2 separate regions of the Mus musculus genome follow, and region 1 is linked to region 2. Evidence: chromatin contacts called from ENCODE Hi-C or POLR2A ChIA-PET data. All regions are on one chromosome and are shown on one strand. Each heading gives the region's core, a stretch centred on a gene start or an enhancer-like site at or near the end of the contact. The rest is flanking DNA. Distances are from core to core; before and after follow the strand shown. Region 1 holds the start of Zfp874b (zinc finger protein 874b). Region 2 holds the start of Zfp953 (zinc finger protein 953).

The links. Hi-C counts contacts between places; a loop is a spot of excess contacts on that map. ChIA-PET counts read pairs that join two places held with the same protein, here RNA polymerase II (POLR2A).
Region 1: a loop to region 2 is called in a map of heart, with 1.8 times the contacts of the local background. The contact joins the promoter of Zfp874b here to the promoter of Zfp953 in region 2. A Hi-C loop is called at or near these places in 1 of 37 maps with a recorded cell type or tissue (heart). POLR2A ChIA-PET finds 5 or more read pairs at or near these places in 2 of 5 experiments (Patski and embryonic stem cell).

Annotation. Positions count from the first base shown.
Region 1 is chr13:67,482,305-67,485,778 of GRCm38, forward strand. Zfp874b (zinc finger protein 874b) reads right to left here and starts at 1,949. Exons shown (of 4, transcript NM_001076791.2): 1 at 1,837-1,949. The coding sequence starts at 1,842.
Region 2 is chr13:67,359,227-67,362,705 of GRCm38, forward strand. It overlaps Zfp953 (zinc finger protein 953), which reads right to left and starts at 1,346. Exons shown (of 4, transcript NM_001038651.3): 1 at 1,278-1,346. The coding sequence starts at 1,283. It overlaps Gm17039 (predicted gene 17039), which reads left to right and starts at 1,439. Exons shown (of 2, transcript NR_167764.1): 1 at 1,439-1,837; 2 at 1,946-3,479.

The sequences.
Region 1 (3,474 bases), core at 699-3,198, 120 kb after region 2:
CCTCAAATCAGTAAAATCCCTAAGCCCACATCAGTCCTCACACCAGCTCATGTCTCCATCCCGGAAGGGGTTCACACGCTCTCAACTTCACAGTCTCGGGTGGAACAGGAGAGTTGGTAGCTTCTATTATTTTTCACTCAGCACTGTAGGATTAACCTTGCTGGAACAAAGCTCAGAGTATCCTGTGATGGCATTGTTCTGCCTCCCTTTGGGAGCCTTAGTGTGAGGATTCAGTTCAGAGTGGTAGACATTTTGTTATGAAGTTGAAAACCAGAAGCTAACATTGAGATGTTGAAGGAAAAAAAAAATTTTCACAGCAGGGCCAGACTTCCAGTCTCTCAGATAGGAGAGAACAGAGAAGCCACAATATCTGAAAGCCCAGAGAATTTATTGTAAATACAGATGTTTGGTTCAACAGGTTTGTCAGTCAGGACAGACAGCTCATTCACAAAATCCACAAATCTGAACTGTACATTTACGAAAGAGTTTGACCAAGGGTCAGGAACTGAAACAGGCAGTGTGTGTGCAATCTTACAGTGAGGGCACCTCTGGTGTCCTTTGTTAACACCTTGTGACAGATTTTACAATCCCATGCTTTACAACCTCTAAGGTTCCTAACCCTGGAGGCAATTTTTTAAAATCTGTCTTTCTTAGGAAGATTTTAATTAATCCTCCATTGAGAAACAGCTCAAGCCGGGCGTGGTGGCGCACGGCTTTAATCCCAGCACTCGGGAGGCAGAGGCAGGCGGATTTCTGAGTTCGAGGCCAGCCTGGTCTACAAAGTGAGCTCCAGGACAGCCAGGGCTATACAGAGAAACCCTGTCTCGAAAAAACCAAAAAAAAAAAAAAAAAAAAAAAGAGAAACAGCTCAATATCCTTTTAGCAAACATGGGTGTCAAGCTACTTTCAAGTGAGGAACTGAACAGCCTCCATGAGGGATTCCTATTCCAAGTGAATCTTCTTTAAATCCACAATTCATTTCAAAGAAAGTGGGATAAATATCACGTACACCAATGCTCCCTTCAGGACTCTGACCCTGGAACCTAGCAAGTTCTGTCACCTCAAAGCAAGACAAGAATAACTGCATGTGCGATGAATTAAAGACTAGCTCCATTTCCAACTGAGCGTTGTACAACACAGCAACAAAAACAAACAGCAAACAATAGTAACCGGACATGCATTCTGCTTTTTTTAATCTCTCTTAGCTGTGCTTGCTCAGAAAACAAACAAAAAATATAATGCCTTATGAAGCAGACCATCCCAAGTTGAGACAACTGTGTTTTGTGACTTAAAGAATTCCAACCCCTGTCTACCCTTTTGCAGCAGTTCTCAAACTGGCAAAGGAGATTGTGGCTCTAAATAAAGCAGTTTTGTTTCGTTGGTTTGTTTTTTACCTTTTAATTCCTAGTTTTATTTGGTGATCTTTCTCAGTGGTCCTGAACTCCGTAACAGACAGCCATAAAGTACAGAAAGGACCAGATCTCCTCTTATCTAAACATACTGAGCGATCCAGTAACATCCACGTGAGAGTGACCCAGCTAATACTTCCACCAGAAAGCTGGAAAGTGAACGCCCAGAATCACCATGACCAGGCAAAGACCTTCACCCAGCCAACATTGCCTAGGCAATCCTTGAACTTACAAGCTTCTCCATTCCTTGAATTCTGTCGGTCTAAACAGAGGTCAGTCCCACTAACCCCCGCAGCGCCCTCTCACCAGCCCTGTCCAGAAAGCTCCTCCAAATCAGCTCCTCCCAGCTTCCATTCCACCCGGTCCCTGTTCCCTCCGGACCTATGCACCCCGCACAGACCCTGGGGTGACTGAACCCTGGACCAACCTCCATGTCAGAGATCCAACGGGAGAGCACAGCAGGACCAGAGTCTGGCCCAGCTTTGGATAAGAGCCGCACATGCTTACCAAAAGCTGAACTCTTGTTTACCAAAGTACCGATCTGTGACGTCACCGTGCTACAGACTACATTTCCCACAAGTCTGTGCGATGGCGTTGCAGGAGTCTTAGGAGAGTGAGTTGTACTACAAAATGGTCCTGGATTTCTGCATTGATGTCTGTCACCTAGTTAGTGTCGCCTAGTTAAGAAGCATGGAGGCCACGAACTGAGCCCAGTTCTAACGAGCCGAGTGCATTCCTCAGTTTCTGTGGTCCAGCTTAAAGGGGCAGAGGATTTTCTTGGCAAAGTTCTTAATTTCTTCATTTCCGGTGAAATTTACAGCTATTTGAGGAAACTGCCTCAAGGCTTTGGCTTAATACCCAGTACTGCACATACTTAAGTGAGCCGCGTTCTCCTGTATTGACACCCTGTGTGAATATTTGTCAGTGTACTGAGTTACCAAGATGGTAAGAGATAGAGACACTCCAGGATGTGATAAGCTTTAGCAAAAGCCGCCGGGGAATCAGCTTCTGATGGACTGACAGCCAATGTGTCGGGTTTACCAGGATTGTTTTATAACTGAGGTTATGCTAAGCTTTTGATATTCCCAAAGAAGACAATGCCATGGATTTTAGGTAACAATCACGGATTATTTACAGGAGATCACCACAAGGCTTAAGCGCCATCACTCTGGATGCCCTGTGCAATGGCTCTTCTAGAAATCAACTACAAGCCGTACACAGATCACAAGCCACTGCAGGAAATCGTTTTCATGTGAATATTGGAATCCATTCGTGTCGGAGGTTAGTCAAGAGAAACAGACTAAATCATCGAACAATTTTATTTATTTATTTAGATTTTTCGAGACAGGGTTTCTCTGTTTAGACCTGGCTGTCCTGGAACTCACTTTGTAGACCAGGCTGGCCTCAAACTCAGAAATCTGCCTGCCTCTGCCTCCGGAGTATCGAACAATTTTAAAGTCCTCCTCTCTGTTGTTTATCAGTAAAGATCGCCCAGATCCATCGCAGATCCTTTGTCCATATTTTCAACCTTTAGCTTATGTAAGTGTTGTGGGTTGTCCTGATGTTGTTTGAATTTTCATGTTAATTCTGCATCCTCAAGAGGGGTGGCCCCCGGGAGAGTGGTGGATCAAGTACTCAGGTGCTCTCCTGTGAATCTTCTCCCCATTTACTGGTCAATAAAAGCAAAAGCCTGTGATTGGGCCGTGGAGAGGAAAGGTGAGAGAGGAGATCTTGGAGAGCGAGAGATGGGGAGGGAGAGATGACAGGAGAGGAGGAAGCAGCAGCTAAGATGGAGCTGAACCACGTGACCAGGAGAAACTGCAGATAACCAACGGTCTCCTAGCTGGGGATAAGTTAGTATAGTTCTGCCAATCTAGGTTTATTGCTTATAAATATAATAACTGGATTGTATGTGTTTTTGTACGGGACTATTGGAGTTGAAGATTACTGTTACATGTAAGAAAGTTAGTTTTAGTGAGTCTCAGAAATATTTCTCTTAGTTACTGTACCTCACTTTGGAACTTGGCCTTTACATGAACCTGATGAACAGAAGTCTGTAAGATTC
Region 2 (3,479 bases), core at 96-2,595:
AGGCAGAACATGAAATTCTATCAGTCCAAAAGCTAAAACCTCATCAGATGGTATCTTAGGTAAATAGAATATCTCCGATGACTCTATGAGACACACACCAATGTATTTTAAATTTTCCTTGGTTAATGACATTCTCTGTTCTGTAAAACCATGAAACTGCCTTGTGTTGAAGCACAGAATTTGGATTAACCTAAGTCTGTATTCTCAGATAATGGCCACTCAAAAGGCTGACTAAACTGTCTCTTAACCCTTTAAGAGGAGAACTGCATTTTGCATGGACAGGAACCTATGTGAAAATTATAAGACCCCAAGTGTGCCAGAGCTTTCTGAATTTTTCTTACAACCACAGGAAAACATGAGGAAATCATTCTAGAAATGTCCAGTGAGCAGCAGTAAAGCTGGGTGCCAGATACAGGGACAGAGTGCATTTAAGAGAATTTAGATATTTCTGATAATGTGAACAGACAGAAGAAAATCATGTGACCAGAGGAGGGCCATCTCCTTTCTCTTTCAGAGACATTCCAGTCCCTTCCAGAGATCATGAGTTCCATTTCTCTCATCTCACCAAGTCATCTCTCATATCTGAGAAGGAGTCCAAATTTTGGACAGAACACATACTAAGAATTGTTGAGTATTATTGTCTAGTGTTTTTTTTTTTTAGCAGAAGGGCAAAATTCATAATTATTTGGATTGTGCAAACACTGGTTCATATCAATTACAGGACTACTCTGTGGCTATACAGCCATGTATTGTGGTGATTCAGGTACAGGATTATACATCCTGAGTTCTTATTCAACCCGAGGCATCCATAAATCTAACACTTTATTCCAAAGGAAAAGGAACTAACATTCCACACAACAATCACCCTCACGGGACTCTTTGTCCCTGGCACTAGGAACTTTAGGAAGATTTGTGAAGTCAAACTCCAGTACTAGATAGAACACAGAGTATAGGAGGCGCTAGATGTCCAAGTGTTCTAAATCTCCTGAGAATCTGACTACAGCCACGTGAGAACGGGTCAGCTAGGCAGAGCATATTTCCCCAGTAAAGATGAGTGCGCTCCTTTCAGCATCTCAGAAATAAGCAGTCAGCAGACCCAGCCTGCCCTTGCCATCCTGTTGTTTCCAACTTTCTTCCCTAGCCTAGGTCAGCACAACATCTCCAGGTCAGCAGCTTGCCCTGTCTCATAACAAGCCCAGATAAGCTCCTTCCGTGCCCGATACGCCACCCTGCACAGTCCCTCAGATCTGCAAGGTTGCGGTGTTCCCTGCACCAACCTCCATGTCAGAGATCCAAACGAAGGTTTCAACAGGACAGACGCCTAACTCTGGGGAGAAGTTAAGTTTGAAAATCAAATGCGGAAGTTTGATAGCAACGGCCAGCCTTCTGATGACGTCACAGGCATCCGGACTACATTTCCCACAAATCAGTGCGAAGAACTTCCATGAACCCACAGAACTGGGTTGTTCACCTGCTGGTATCCTGACTGTGATTCCTTGAAGTTGGGAAGAAACAGTCTTCTGCACTTGGGCAGTCACAGGGCATTTGGATTCATTTAAAGTTCTGTGGTCCCAGCACGCAATGTTAGCCTGTGAGTCGACCCTTTCACAGTGATGTTTATCAGGTTTCTTAGTTATTTCTGCTAGAACACCGTGATTTTAAACTATCTTACTACCACATGGAAAACTCGCACTTTCATGACTTGCTTTACTTAAAAATATGGAAGCAAGAGCTAATTTAAGGTGCTCTTGAAACCATCCTTGGTGACCCTGCCTGCTACGCAGCATATCAGGTGCTTAAGACAAAAGACTTAGAATTCAAAGCCAGCAACCATCAGGTATTTTCTGAGCACTTGCTTTCCTCTGCATCTCTCCCAAGAGGAGGAGCAGAGCTCCTGGGATCGCAGTGGTGTATGTCCTAACTCTTGGTCCATTTTGTATTATAGGATTTCTGCCTGTGTTAGGTTTGATGTTCCGTATTGAATTCTCCGTCTCTCATGTGAGCCTGTCATCGTTCATATTTGGCAATATTTGAACATCAGTGGTATCCGCCTTGAACTTCCGTTATTTCTCCGAAGCAGAACACCGAGATAATTCCTTCTTGAATACAAAGGTATCAGAAATATGTTCATAGCATTGCCAAATGAGGTCGGTATATTAAAGAAGTTACACTGGAAACATACAATATTGAGAATTCCCATCTCTTCTTGGGAAGGTTTATTCCTGTGAAGTTCAAGCTTGAGTCAAAGTTACAAACCCCATTGCAGAAAAGGCTTCATACTTCCCTGATATATTATGATTCAAAAGGAAGCTGTTTCAGAGCAAAGACTGTGCAGAGTCCCTATTGAGTTCTTTGTCAGGGAGTGTGTTTACCTATGGATGCAGAACACCTTCCTCGATTTAGAGAAACTAGAGTCAAGAAGCAGTACATTCACCTGGACACTTGATTGGCATGTCTGTTTAGAATGAGGTCATGAGTGGTCTGTCCTCCTCCTGAATATTGCAGTGGAAGGCATTGTCAGCAACCACAAGGACAGAATTTCTGAGCATAGCAAGTTTTCTAATATGTGTATGTGTTGAGGTTCGGTGTGTTGCTATGTTTTGTTATGCTAAATTCTCTACTCAAAGGTCTAGACTCTCTACTGACTTCTCACATTTACAAGGTTCTGTTGTGTAAACCTTGTTCCTTGATTTAAAACTACTGGATAAATCAAATTGGCTACAGCCAATTACTGGAGGGATTTGAGGCAGGTGAGTTTTGAGTTAGCTGGTAGGAGGTGGAGAAGAGAGAGAAGGAAGAGACACCAGGACAAGGAGGAGGAATGGGAAAAAAAGGACGAAGCTGCCCTGGAGCAGACGGACCATGAGCATGTGGCCAGGAGAAACTGCAACTTCCACTGGGAAGGCAGCCAGGACAGCAGTTAGAAGAGTAGATTAAGGGTTGCAGCTCAGTAATTGTCAAAGCCAAATGAAATAACCCTAATCCGAATTGAGTTTATTTGTAAGGCGTAACCTTAAATTGGTTATATTACACATGTATATGTGTACATCTATGTTTGTGTCTGCTACATGCACACCTACCTTAGAGGGTCGTCATTCACGTGAGATGTGCCCATCCTTGAAGTTGCAGCATCCATTTACAAGTCTTCTGCAGTCTCCATTTCTTTGCATTGTAATTGTGTGATTCAATAGGAGGAGGAGCTACCATAGTGTAGTCACAACCTGAACATGTGATCAAAGAAGAGCCTAATTCAGCAGAATATTAGGGACCCAGGCATACTTATCAAAACATCTAATGGAACCAGATATTCAGGCCTAATATGTTTGTTTAGACCAAGTTCACCATTTTAAGTTTATTTTCTACTGTCATTTTTTAACATCCTGACCATTTAGTTTTCTCCCTTTGAAACATTCTCCAATAGGTGCCATGTTTGACAAAATCACTTTAAAATCTTTGCTTACAAACTAAAGAGATTGTTC